Regions from separate parts of the Homo sapiens genome. Here region 2 is linked to region 1. A link is a loop called in an ENCODE intact Hi-C map of the cell type or tissue named here. Cell type or tissue: gastrocnemius medialis. All regions are shown on one strand. Each heading gives the region's core, and the rest is flanking DNA. Links, peaks and the distances in the headings are about the cores only.

Region 1 (7,189 bases), core at 665-5,664:
CCAAGCTCTTCCAAGAGGATCCTACCTGCTGCCGTTGAGGCTGTGTAATCAGACCTGCAGCATGGTCTGAGGCAGAAGGATGCAAGTTAAGGAGTAGATATAAAGCACAGCACTTCTATAGAATCCCCACTTGCTTGCGGTAATGATATCTTCTCAAAGAAAAACAAAAACAAACAAACAAACCTGGATGCCTTAGTAGTGGGCCAAAGAGAGATCCTAGAGGAACAAGCATCCACACACTATATTGTTTGGCTATCAGACTGATGAAAAGTAGGTCACAGTAATGAACACCAGCCTGCACTCAGCTCGTGGCCCTCTGTGCCCAGCTGAGGCCAGGAAGTCTGTCTTCATTGCTTCCAGGGAAGCTTGCCAGGCTCCCAACACAGGATACTCAACAAATACTTGTTAGCTGATTACCTAATTTTAAAGTTTCACGCATTTACATTTTTCAAGGCAATTTGGCAAAGGAAATCAAGTAACTATTTTTGGTTTCTCTTTAGGTTACACTTTATTCTGCACAATTTTGAGCCAATACAGTAAGAATATATAATTACATATGGGATAGTTTTAGCAACTTTGCAGAAGATGAACTTCCTGCCACTGGTATTCAGGTTCTGATGCAGAAGACACAAAAAGAAGGCGTTTGAAGTGAACGGTTCACAGTTCTAGACAGTGTACCCTCAATCCATGTTTGATTTTCTCTCCACCCATTTCCATGTCTTCTCCTTTTTCCTGTGGGGAGGCGGGGCCCAGCAGGATCTAAGACAGTTTCCCCTGACTCATGGCTGCAGCAGCTCTGAAAAATTATTTTCCTTCTGCACCTCCATGAATGGAGGAGCAAGGAGAATTACCATCAGAGTCAGACCAAGGCGTGAGCCTCTGGGGACGATGTCTAGGACAAGGAGGGGGAGAGGAGCTCTTGATTTCCTGCCTCTTGACTCTTCACCCCACAAAATAAATGACCCCCCATTGACCTGGAGGCAACTCCCCAGGAGAAGCAGGAGTGCCTGGGACCTGCACGCCGTTGGAAGGCGTTGCCTGCTGCTTGGTCCTCAGCCTGTTGGTCTTTTACCCTCTCTCCAAATTTAAAAACTCTTCACTTTCACTTTATCTTGGATTTTTTTCTTTTTATTTTATAGTGTTTACAATTCTTACGATATTGTTAGCTTCACTTACTAACATGTTTTTAACTTTCGCCTCAATGGCTCTTGGTTTTTATTTTAATCATGTATAGCTTCATTTTTAGGTTTTTAATCTTTATTGGAGTCCAGCCATTTATCTTATTTTAAATCTCATCTAGTTGTATCTTGTCTTAAAAAAAAAAAAAAACTCAATGTTCTTTCATTGGGATTTTAACTCTTCTTCCAACTTCATAGATTAAAAATTTCTTAAATTTTACTTTTTGAACTTGAGGCCTTTTATTTCTGTCATTTTAAAAAACAAACTTATTTTTAGGTTTTTTTCTTCCTTTTTTATATTGAAATATTAAACAAACTTGCTTATGTTAAAGCTTATTTTTAAATGTCTTTTCTTGTTTAAAATGTTTGGCTTTCAGCCCATCTTAACTTCTTAGTTTTCTTTGATTATAGGATTTAAATCTTCCTTATTACCTTTGAGTTCTTCTTTTTTTTTTTTTTTTTTTTTACGTTCCATGATGTCTCTTTCAAATGGTGGGCAGAAGGTACAGCCTCTGCAGTGTCGATAGTGGGGAAGCCCCAACACAGAAAGCCACTTTCCCTCCAGCTGACTCTGCAGGCTCCCCCCATTCTCCTAACACAGCGACCAACCCAGTTCAGGGGACTTGACCAAGTTCCTCTCCCCGCTGGCTGGAGAGACCCTCAGGTTATTCCCCCACCCTGCCCCCAGGCAGGAAGTCTCATTGTACAGATGGAACCTCAGGAAAAATAAGCCCATGGGCCCCCTTTCTGCCTCTCCTGTGAGGATCTATGGGGCATGGGATTGTGTCTGACTCAACTTCCCCAATCTTCTCTGCTCTGCCAGGGTTGAATAAAATGACTGGGTCAACTCTCAGAGCCCTACTGGACTGATAAGATGTTGACCCTTGGAGAGTTCCCTCCAAATCTCCTTTGAGTCCCTTTGAAGGAAAGCCCCAGGGAAGGCTGTAGTCTCTCTGAGGGGAATGCCCTCAGAGAGGGCAATCTGCCTGATTTGCAGAATCTGCCCCACGATTGCAAATCAAACACTCTGCTCTCCTGCCCTATTTCAAGAAAGAGTCTCTTCCTTAGACCCCGAGACCTTAGAGACTGGCCATTCAAACTGCCCTTCTCTCCTGTCTAAATCCACTGTCCTGGCAGTGACCCTTGGGAATTCTCCTTGGGCTCTTTTACCAGTGAGCCCTACCCTAGGGCATTACCTGGCTGGGAAATCCTATAAGCCCCCTTAATTCTAGACACTGCTTAAACATAAACTGCCATAGCTTGAAGGAGCTTAGCCCATCTGTGAGCCATCTAACCCAGAACAGTCCAACCAAATTCTACTCTAAAACACTTGACCTGAAGCTCCCAAGAGGATCTCTACCCCAGTGGAGAAGCAGGTAAACAATAAGTTGTGATTTGGGCATATTAAGCTCCTGGAATTTTCTACTTAACCTGGGTAGAAGTCACCCCGCTGAGAGATGTCCTCAGGATCCATTTTGTTTTGGTACATTATTCTCTGGAGAGCCAAGAGTTGAAAAGATTTTTTTCTCTACTAAACACCCAGGTTTGCATTTGCGACGGTCCAATCTGCTTCTGCCCATGGTTCTGAGGAGCGAGCTCATGGTGCTCCTCCCCAGCAGAGTCCCCTGCCTATACCCAAGGACCGAGCAGATGGGTCGGAATGGGGACGGGTTCCGTGGAACCACTGCCATAAGCAGCTCTCAACAGAAATGAGATCTTGTCTTTCCTCCAGCACTTAGTGCTGCCTGTTCCAGAGTAGCTGCTGCTTAAGATGTGCTGCGTGGCACCATCCAACCCAGGCCTGCACCTCCCCTTGCCGCCTCTGGAGGGCTCGTTGGAGACCAAAACACAGCCCAGCAACCACATCAGTGATGCTCCTTGGCCTCCAGAGGAAGCAGGTCCTTCCAATCCTGAACAGTGGGGTAAAGAGAGAGAGAAGGGGGTGCAGGGAGGGACAAAACCAGCATGCTCCAGGCATCCAGACAAATGCTGTGCCTGCCACTGCCTGGGCAGTGCTCGCTCCGTGGTGCCTCCGTGCCATGGGTATAGACAGAGGGGAGGCTGTCTGTGGGCGCTTCTTTGCCTGCTTTGGCTGTGGGATTGTCTCTCACCTAGGCAAAACCACTCTCCACATCAGCCAGCCTAGCCTAGCAGCGCACTGTATGGTACTGTGTTGGATCTGGTGGCAAAGCTTGGTGACAACAATGAGCATGTGTGTGCTTGACCCTGTCCTCTGCGCTTGTTCATTTTCTTCCAGGACGCTCTGGACTGAACTTGAAGGAGGGAGGGTTGACAAGGAGTGACAGGATAAACATGAAGATGGACAACCTTTGAATGTGTAAAAAGACTAGCCACCTTATAACAGAGCCCTATCATATTCAGAGCTGCCGACTGTGCTGAGAGACAATTCTCAGCACAATTGCCTAAGAGGATTCTCAGGCAATACCGATGAGAAGTGAAGCTGGATAACTTCTTTGAGGGACAATATGGACATAGGAAGCCAAGAGATTTAAAAAGGCTAATATGCTGAAGTGGAGGACCTGTTATTAAGGGGAAGAAATCATATTTGGAGCAATGATTTAGACACAAGGAAATTTATCTACAATACTAAAACAAAGCAAAACAACAACTTAAATGCCAAGGAGTAGAGATGAGTTGAGTGTATTCTAGTACATCCAGATGATGAGATATTTTGTAGTTATTATACAACAAGTCTTCACTACTTATTGGCACAGGAAGATGCGCTAGTATAATAGCTATCTTTTAAGAAAAAAATTAAATTTACCATATTTCTTTATTTCCAAGATACTAACAACTCAAAGAGGCACTGGATGCTTAACAAAAGTCTTTTAAGAAGAAATAATAATAGAACATTAAACATGCATCAATTATAAAACCTGTCCTGATTTAAGAAATATGATAAAGTAAGAGATATGTGCCTTAGAATAGAAAAAATATAGTATATCTTACAATTTGTATTTTATTCTTTTACTTTTCATGTATTTCCCAAAGCTTTTAACAGTAAACATGATTGGGTTGGGGGAAATGCCTGGATTCAAGTCTGATGTTTCCTGCCTTGGGAAGGTAACCCTGAGGTTTTTATAGGCCCCTGACTCACTCTGCCCTGAGAGGCTGAAAGAGTTACTAGTTTGGTGGTGTAGGAGAGACACTGGGATTGCCCAAATCCCGCCACTCCCCTTCCTCTAGGGAGTCAACCTACCAGCCAAGAGCAAGTCTTCTGGATGGTCTTAGCTCGTGGTAGTATTAGAGGGTAGGGCCCTGCTCTGTGGGAGACGGGGAGGATTGGAGGGGCTGTTGTTTAGGGGGTTAAATTCCATTCTGGAGTTCAATATTAAAAAGCCCCCTTGCCTGGAGATACAAACCTCATTCTGCAATATCAGCTTTATTAGGGAACTGGTCATATTTACTTTGCCAAATGCCTCCTTTTTGGTCTATTTCTCATTACAAAACCCAGGCATAGAAGAAGATGCTATTTATTGAACTCCCTCAAAACTTTCAACAAATAGGTTGAATTTTATACTTAGAAAAAACAGTTGTACAAAGAAGCAATCTAGTAAAGCATAGCCAGGCCCCTTGGGGAACGATGCTTCCAGCACGGTGAGCTCTGCATGGGCTCTGGGTAGGGGAGAGGGGCTGGGACATTCAGGACCAGTCTCTTTGGAGACCAGAGAACAAGCAGTAGCCCCTAGGCAGGGCTGTCCCCTCTCTCCTCTCTGTACTCCAGCATCTCAGTTACAAGACACCGCTGCTGTTTTCTTCTCCTTGCAGCATCTCTTGGTTGCTAAGCAGATCCCTTGGGTAACTATGTGGGCATAAAACCTTTGCAGAACTGCCAGGAATCTGCTTCACCCAATTGTCAAAGTGAAAAATGAAATCATTCCTCTCACCTGTCACTACTTTGCACAAAGCTTCCATTATTGAATGGTGATGGCCCAGAATGTTATTCTCACCTACTTGTGGGAATATAAATGAGTTTTGCATATTTTACCCCTGAGAGAGTAGGAGGGGAAGAAGGGGGTGTTGGGACCTCTCAAGCTCATACTCCTGTGAGTCAATGATTGGGGAGAAGCGGGTGGAACAAACCAGCAGTGCCCTCTGTCCTTGGCAAAATGGTGCCTCACTCAGGTAAAGACAGACCTTCTTTAGCATAAGCTTTCCTTAGGCTCAGGAGTGTCTGTGAAACCCTCTGATGCCAGCCTACTGAAGCAGAATCTTTGAGGGTGAAGCCAAGGAATTCTGCATTTTAAAGAAATTTCTTGGATGAGTCTTATACACTGGATAAGTCTCAATGCAAACTATATGCATTAAAGTTTGAAAACCACTGATTTCTCTAACATAAATTTGTATATAAATAAGTGCAATAAAATATTATAGGTGTTATGATAAGTGTGCAAGAAGGAGTGAGACATCATCATAGGGATGATCAGTTTTAACCGGGAGTATGAGGAAAATCTTTTTTTTTATTAAATATACAGATGGGGTCTCCCTATGTTGACCAGGTTGGTCTTGAACTCCTGACCTCAAGTGATCCTCCCATTTTGGCCACCCAAATTGCTGGGAGCCACTGGGCCCGGCCTGCTTTGAACCTCGAGCATTGAGGTGAAGTTCTCTAAGTAGAGAAGGAAGGGGAGAAGGACATTCTAGGCAGAAGCGAACTGCTAGCAAAGACACAGAGATGAAGTGGCCTGATGAGCTAAGGTAAGAAGCAATCATTAGAGCTTGAATGTCTGTTAGGAGGGGAACTACTAGAGAGAAGGACAGAGAAGAGGACAGGGATGCTAAGGAGTTTTGAATCTATGCTGTGGTCAGTGAGTTGCTACCAATAGTTTCAGCAAGAGAGTGATATGATTAGGTTGTATTTTAGAGAGGTCACTCTGAGGCATAGTGCAGAAGATGGATTGGAAGAGGGCAAGACAGGAGGCAGGAAGACCAGCTGAAGGCTCTCATAGCAGTCCAAGCTAGGCCCAGGCTAGAGATGAGGGTGGCAGGGGTGAAGGCCCTTGTCTTCATTGGCCCTGATCCATTCTGCCTCTGGTATATAGCATTGAACTTGCATGTCACAACACTGTTCAACTAGCATATCTATTTTTTAAAAAATTAAAATGTATGGAACTTTTGATTAAGCACCAAACATGATGATCTTTCTTTCTTTTCTTTCTTGTCTTCCTTCCTTCCCTTTCTTTCTTCCTTCCTTTCCTTCCTTCTCTTTCTCTCTTTCCTTCCTTCCTTCTCTCTCTCTTCCTTCCTTCTTTCTCTCTCTCTCTCCCTCCTTTCTTCTCTTTCTTTCTTTCTCTCTCTCTTTCTTTCTTTCTTTCCTCCTTCCTTCCTTCCCTTCTTTCCTTCTTTCCTTCCCTTCTCCTTCCTTCCTTCTCCCTTCCCTTCCCTTCCCTTCCCTTCCCCTCCCCTCCTCTCCCCTCCCCTTCCCTTTCCCTCTAACCCACGCTGGAGTGCAATGATGTGATCACAGCTCACTGCAGCCTTGAACTTCTGGTCTCAAGAAATCTTCCCACCTTGGCCTCCCAAAGTGCTAGAATTACAGGTGTGAACCACCACTCAGGGCCATTATTTCTTTCAAAAGACTTTAAAACAACATTTACAACAATATCTGGCTGGGCCCGGTGGCTCACGCCTGTAATCCCAGCACTTTGGCAGGCTGAGACAGGTGGATCACTTGAGGTCAGGAGTTCGAGACCGGCCTGGCCAACATGGGGAAACCCTGTCTCCACCAAAAATGCAAAATATTAGCTGGGTGTGGTGATGCACGCCTGTAATCCCAGTTACTCCGAAGGCTGAGGCAGGAGAAGTGCTTGAACCCAGGAGGCAGAGGTTGCAGTGAGCTGAGATCGCACCACTGTACTCCAGCCTGGGCGACAGAGCGAGGCTCCATCTCAAACAAAACAAAACAAAACAAACAAACAAAAAAACCAATTTCAAGAAACAAGCTGTGGCCTGGGGCAAGATAATGAAACTGGTGCTTCTCAAACAGAGAT
Region 2 (7,189 bases), core at 1,159-6,158, 41 kb after region 1:
CTTCTCCCATTTTGCCATTTTGTTCTGCAAAATAACCCCCAGAGCTTGCAGGCAAATTGCAGGGCAGTTTCCTCCACCCTATCCTCCGCCTTTGCCTCTTCTTTTCTTTGATGCTTCCTTTTGCGGGAGCTACTACGGAAGCAAGATTCTGTGGCCAGAAACTAGGAACTCAATAAACTGTCCTTCTCTTCTATGCCTTTTTTTTTTTTTTTTTTTTGAGACAGAGTCTCACTCCCAGGCTGGAGTGCAATGGCACAATCTCAGCTCACTGCAACCTCCACCTCCGAGGTTCAAGTGATTCTCCTGCCTCAGCCTCCGAGTAGCTGAGATTACAGGCGTGCACCACCACACCTGGCTAATTTTTGTATTTTTAGTAGAGATGGAGTCTCACCATGTTGGCCAGGCTGGTCTCAAACTCCTGAACTCAAATGATCTGCCTGCCTTGGCCTCCCAAAGTGCTGGGATTACAGGAGTGAGCCACTGTGCCCAGCCTCTTCTATGCCTTTTCAAGAGGGTTGATAAAATATCTGGTTTGCTATAGAAAAATAATAAAAGAATTACTGGACCCTTTTTTTCCCCCACTGAACCAGAGATCATACCTTAAAATAGCCAATGTTTTAACCAAACCATCTGTGCTTATATTTCCAATAAAAATATTGACACTTGCTCCAAGTGATGAACTATCGCTCGGTAGGGAACCACAGCCGAACAGTGTGGATGTGCACACATTGATATTTGAGACCACATCCCGACATGTTCACTGCACCATGAATATGCTCAGCGGAGGCCACCCTGAGGCGACACACCCTAAGACCCTACTGCTGGGCCATCAGCCCACTTGTGCTTTCTTCTTCTACTTACTCCGTCAGCCGTCTCCTCTCACCAAAGCTGATCACTGTCCCACTTGAGGAAATGTGTAGAGCAGGATGAGCTGTTTCTCTCAACAAGAGAAATCTGGTTCCTATTGCAGGTGAGAAAATAGTATTAAAACATTGCCACAAGGACCAGTGCTGTCCCTAGGCTAAGCCCCACATTTCAGACCCTAGACTCTTTCCCCTGACGTCAAAATCCCCCACGAAGTGTCTTCAGATCCACAGCTGAAAACTTCACTCATGATAAGGCCTTCGTGGATGCCGGTGGCTGGTTACCTCTACGTGGTGCCATAGGCACGTCCTCACGGTGTACCCTCTATTAGTGCTCATCTGCTGTGCAGTGTGCTCCTTGCACCAGCAGCATCTACATCACCTGGAAACTAGTTACAAATTCAGACTCTCGGACCCCACCGCAGCCCTCCTGACTTCAAATCTGTATTTTAACAAGATCCTCAGGAAATCTGTGTGCATATTAAAATTGGGGGATACAGGCCGGGTGAGGTGGCTCACGCCTGTAATCCCAGCACTTTGGGAGGCCAAGGTGGGCAGATCACAAGGTCAGGAGCTCGAGACCAGCCTGGCCAACATGGTGAAACCCCGTCTCTACCAAAAATACAAAAAATTAGCCAGGCATGGTGGTGCGCACCTGTAATCCCAGCTACTCAGGAGGCTGAGACAGGAGAGTAGCTTGAACCCAAGAGGCAGAGATTGCAGTGAGCCGAGATCGTGCCATTGCACTCCAGCCTGGGCAACAGAGCAAGACTCCATTCGAGAAAAAAAAAAATGGGGGATGCACCGATATAACCTAAAGGAGAGACTCTAACAATGGAAGGACAGGCACCATATTGGGACTGTGGGGAGAACACTGCTGGGAAGACAGCCCTCGCATCTTCTCTTCATAAACATCAGGCTGGCCCTGACTATCTTACAAACGAGGCAAAAGCACAAGATGTTTCTGGGTAAGCCGATCGCTTGTTGCGCCCACTCAACCTTGTGCCAGCTCTGTGTCTAGGATAAGATAATAAAATGGTCCTCTTTCCATTCCTCACTTCCTTTCACAAAAATTGCAGAGACAAACATTTTTTGTTGGCATCATCTAGGTATTTTCCCAAAAATGTCATTGAATAGTTTTATCACTTCCTTGAATTACTCTTTTGGTCATTCATTCAACAAACATTAACTATCACAAATTATGTGCCAGGCATCAAGAATAAACAGAACAAGGCTGGTAACTTGTTCACAGAGTTCAAAGAATATCCCCAACCTACCACACATACACACACCATATCCACAAATTATAACACATTGTGAGTCTGATAAAAATCATCTGGAGAGGCCAGGCATGGTGGCTCACACCTGTAATCCCAGAACTTTGGGAGGCTGAGGCGGGCAGATCACCTGAGGTCAGGACTTTGAGACCAGCCTGGCCAACATGGCAAAAACCATCTCTACTAAAACAATCCAAAAATTAGCCAGGCATGGTGGACGTGCCTGTAATTCCAGCTACTTGAGAGGCTGAGGCATGAGAATCACTTGAACCTAGGAGGCAGAGGGTGCAGTGAGCCAAGATCATGCCACTTCACTCTAGCCTAGGCGACAGAGTGAGACTCTGTCTCAAAAAAAAAAAAATCATCTAGAGAGATTTCTAAAAACATAAATGTTTGAGCCCATCTCCAGATCAATTAAATCAGGATCTTCAGGAGTGGAGGCAGGGAAACAGTATTTTTTAAGCACCCTGGCTGATTGCTAACAGGTAGCCAAGGCTGAGAACCTGTAAAGCAGAAAAACAAAAGAAATATCTTGACCTTTGACCAACCTTGGGTCCTCATGACAAAAACCTACCACTGACAGTAGGTTGGGAGTTTATAAAGTTGCCCTCTAGGACATCTTCTCTGAGGGGTGGAAGGGAAGAAATAGCTTGGAAATAGCTCACTGTGTGCAAAGGAGAAAGTACCTCTGGTGGAGATGAGAGCAGCTTCACTCTGTTCACTTGTCCCAAATGCATTGATGGCCCTCACATAGAAAAAGTAGTTATCATTGGGTTGGAGGTTAACTTTCAGCTGGAGTCCTTTGATTCCAGAGAAAGATCTAAATACAAGAGGAAAATAATAATTTTAAACATAATGCCACATGCTAAATGATTCCTATTTCAATTTGGTAGTGAATGAACATCTTTTATTAGCAACAAATAACTTATTTTCTTCCCCTTTTATGACCACTGGATTAGCAAGCCAGGTCCTACAAAATGGCCATTGTCCACTAAGATTACTTTATCAAATAATTTCTATTATGTGCCTTCCAGAATGCTCTTTGCAACAGAACCAGACACTTAAAAAAATTCAGAAAACAGACTACTCTTGTGGTTAGTGAATCTCCAAGAATATATCATTTTCTTTATCAATTTCTGGCCAGAGGGCACTTTTGGATTAAGATGATATTAAACCAATCTACGATGATTTTGTACATGATCATCATGCTAAAGCCACCAAAGTTAATAGAAACCAAAGATCTTTAAAGAAGATGAAATCTTTTAAAGCAAACTCGATCTTGGCAAGAAAAGAGAATTCTAATTGCAAAAAAAAAAAAAAAAAATTCTCAAAGTTGCTGTTCCTAAATTGCCTATTTAAATTAAAAGAAAAATGCTGATAGTGGTGTCTAATTGGCAGTGGGCTTGGCAAGTACACTGTTAACAGCCCCACCACTTAATACAAATGGACTTGCTGGATTTGAAGACGGAGCTCTCTGAATCTGCCAACAAGCTAGAATAGTTTTGTGCTTCTTTCCTATTCTCTTTAATCTGTTTGATATCATAGCCTAGAGCATGAATTAAGAAAAAAAAAAAAAAAGCAAGCAGGGCTCTTTCTTTAAACCTCCATTTGGAGAGTCCTTAGAGTTACAAGTTAGATTCCTTGCTAATGAAAGTTCCTAACCTGGGTGCTGGAGAGCCAGAGTCCTGCAAGGAGATATAATTGTCAATGAATACAATAGTACAATAGCCTTCATGTTCATTCTCAGAAGGGTAGGGTTTTTTGTTTGTCTTTGTTTTTTTTTGTTATTGATGAATATACCACAAAAGCATCAGAATCCAAGAGTGGTCACTGTTCATCCACAGATGAATTTTTTTCCAGGTTATTTCTACTTTTGCTGACTTATTTCACTTCCTAATACCTGTCTTAGAGAATAACATGGAGAACCAGAAAAACGAAAAAATGTTCTTGGCCCAGAAAACAAACAAATTTCAAACTTCTTAAAAGCAAAACATTTGTACAGAATAACCACCCCACCCTGACCCCATGTCTAAAAGGACAAAACTCATGTTGTGCTCCTCAGAAGGCAGGGGTAAGGGGACACCCTGGACCTGCTTGTGTAACTGCTGTTTAGTGCCAATGTCTGGAAAAGGTCAGTGCAAACTCCTTGAATCATATTGGTTGTTATTTTAGAACTGATCACCTGACCAGGCCCTCAGGAGAGGACTGTCCTTAGATACACTCAGACTGGATCAATGACACTGAGTCCCACGTCCACTGACAACTAATTAGGCTTCAGTTAATTAATGAAAAACCATGTCCTATGATTGAGAATGTAATTTCTGACTAATATCTAGAATATTATTCTGGGGTAGATGTATTGCTTATCTTATTGGAATTGATGACTGAAGAAATGTTTTAAATGAACATTAATTATAATTAGTAACAAAATTATTGTCTCACTAAGCATAGTCAGCCTGAACTGAATTTCAGACTTCATTTGCTCCCTAAATAAATATGTATTGATCACTTATCATGTGCCCAGGCCCTGTCTCTGCCTGTTATTCTGAGGGCTTGTTGAGGAGGCGGGGGTGGGAAGGGGAAAAGTGACAAGGATTGGTGGGGAAATTTTAGCTTTAGAGACAAAGACAACACACTGGCTTCATTTTATAACAACACAGTTGTTAAACAGCAAGGATACTGTTTTGTAGGTAAGTGTTTGCCCTTAAGATGATGAAGTCTGTCAAGGAGAAAATTCCACATATATAGTCAACTGCATGCTCTGTCTCATTGCTCATTTAAAGAATAAAGGTTTACATGGTACTGAAGTCAAAATATGGGATCCGTCCTGCTTTCAGTGCATGAAACAGGTCAGGCAGATTTGACAAATGTGCACAATGTCCTCATTGAATCTGTGAAATAAAAGCAGCAGGCACGCAAACAAAAGTAATACGAAATGTGGTGGTGTTTTATTGTATACAAGTTGCCACCTTATGCTCAAGCACCAAGAACAAAGCAAAAAAGGTTAGAACAAATGGTTCGTTTCCTTGTCTACTTATTCTGACTCCACTCAGATGTCACCAAAGTCTTCATGTCAGCTGTCCCTGCTTTTTAGCCTAACAAAAACTTCAAAAATTCTGGAATTTGAGATCTAAAGAGTAGCACTCTTCCAGAGATTATGATTTTTTTAATTTTAGAAACAAAAATTTGTCCTAATTGTAACTAAGTCCATATGACTTATAACAAGCATTGCATAGTTTGCAGTAGAATTCAAGTTCACAGAATACCCAAACTAAGGTGAGTGATCAGACAGCAAATGAGGCCACGATTGTTGGTACTTAGTTGGTGCTTAGGGATTTTATACCAGTAAATAACACGACTGATGTGACTATGATTGGAAGTCTACAGCCAATAATAAAATTTGAAAGACAATTAGAAATTTGACTCAAATGGTCTCATTTTGGGCCCTAAGTGTGGGATCCTCCCTACAAGTGCCATAGTGCAATGGAAAGAGATGGCTTTATGTGTGGAAGTCCCAGAGACGTGAGGGCAGTGAGCAGCGCAGCACCTAGAGCCTCTGAGCAGCAGCCATGAAGTCGATTGCTGGTGGATGATAAGCTCCAGTGGAGCTGAAACTTATCACAGAGCATTGTGCCCAGCAGGCTTCAGAGGCCTCTCAACCTGCTCATCTCACCCTTGGTAGCTCCACTGCTACAAAGCAGAGAGAAATGACTTAGAGGAGACTCACTGTCTCCTCAGAAGGCCTTGGGCTGCTCTGCGAATGAGAGATGGTCTCTTTCTCTGTTGTTTCAGAGGAAAATGAGTGGAAGCCCCCAGCAGCTGATGCTTGTGAGGACAGCCTCTCTAGCTTGGGCCCTTTTATTCTTGAGTTTTGGCAAGGAGCAACTGGAAAGTTTGCCATGACTAAGGTGCACAATGGGGTCAGAATCATTTTTGGTAGGAATTGAAAAGGATTTTTACGAAGTAAAAAATAATTGGGGTCATAATGGTTAAGGGGGATATTAAAAGCATTCCCATTAAGTCAGAGAGAAACATGAGGTTAAAAACACTGGGAGGGAGGAGGTAAAATTACTACCATTTGCAGATGATGGGACCATTTATCTAGAGAACCCAAGAAAATCAGTTGAAAAACTCTTACATAATAAGAGAATTCAGTAAGATGGCTAGATATAAAACTGATACAAGAAATCAAAAGCCTTTATATACAAATAACAACTAGATAGGAGATAAAATGAAAAATCTTATTTAGAATAGTGACAGACATAAAAATATATAAAGATATAAGATCTATATAAAGAACATTTTTTAAGATGCTACTGAGGGAAACAAAAAAAGACTTGAGTGAAGGGAAAGGCACATCAGTTCTTGGATAGGAAAATGCAACATCATAAAAATTTCAATTCTCCCTAAGTTAATCTATAAATTTAACATGATCTCTAAAAATAACAAATAGTCAGGAGCAGGCTGATGGAGGAGGCTACGCATCCTGATTCTAAAGATCATATCAAATACAAACTAGCAAATAGAAAAAAAAAGTCAGGAAGCGGCAACCTAATCTACCAGGAATTCTAAATTATAAAGCTACAATAATAAAACCAGTATGGTCCTGGGGCATAAATAGATGGATCAATAGACAGATTATAAAGGTCAGGAATAGACCCAAACATATAGTCTCTTGAGTGTATAATAATGGAAGTATTTCAGATCAGAAGGGAAAATGATGGGTTTTCCTGATGGGACAGCTAGATAGCCATACTAAAAAAAAAAAAAAAGTAGGATTTCCTACTTCACACAATCTACTGAGATAAATTCCAGATGATAAAATACCTAGTTTTTAAAAATGAAATTACTGGGAGCCAAGATGGCCGAATAGGAACAGCTCCGGTCTACAGCTCCCAGCGTGAGCGACGCAGAAGACGGGTGATTTCTGCATTTCCATCTGAGGTACCGGGTTCATCTCACTAGGGAGTGCCAGACAGTGGGCGCAGGCCAGTGTGTGCGCGCACCGTGAGCGAGCCGAAGCAGGGCGAGGCATTGCCTCACCTGGGA

Evidence for each region. Peaks named below come from ENCODE experiments on the same cell type or tissue, not always from the same donor. Only the 100,000 strongest peaks of a DNase experiment are listed, where the experiment ranks them.
Region 2: it touches region 1 in a loop (2.0-fold over the local background); 1 of 110 quality-filtered maps calls a loop at or near these places.

Annotation. Positions count from the first base shown.
Region 1 is chr5:79,825,277-79,832,465 of GRCh38, reverse strand. No RefSeq gene overlaps it. Among named protein-coding and RNA genes, the nearest start is that of LINC01455, 110 kb to the left of the region's middle. In gastrocnemius medialis, for the core only: a CTCF peak has its summit at 2,987; no DNase peak of the experiment used is centred there; H3K27ac peaks cover 1,164 bases.
Region 2 is chr5:79,784,742-79,791,930 of GRCh38, reverse strand. It overlaps CMYA5 (cardiomyopathy associated 5), which reads right to left. Exons shown (of 13, transcript NM_153610.5): 10 at 2,827-2,960; 11 at 862-961. Among named protein-coding and RNA genes, the nearest start is that of CMYA5, 98 kb to the right of the region's middle. In gastrocnemius medialis, for the core only: no CTCF peak of the experiment used is centred there; a DNase peak (open chromatin) is centred at 4,250; H3K27ac peaks cover 5,000 bases.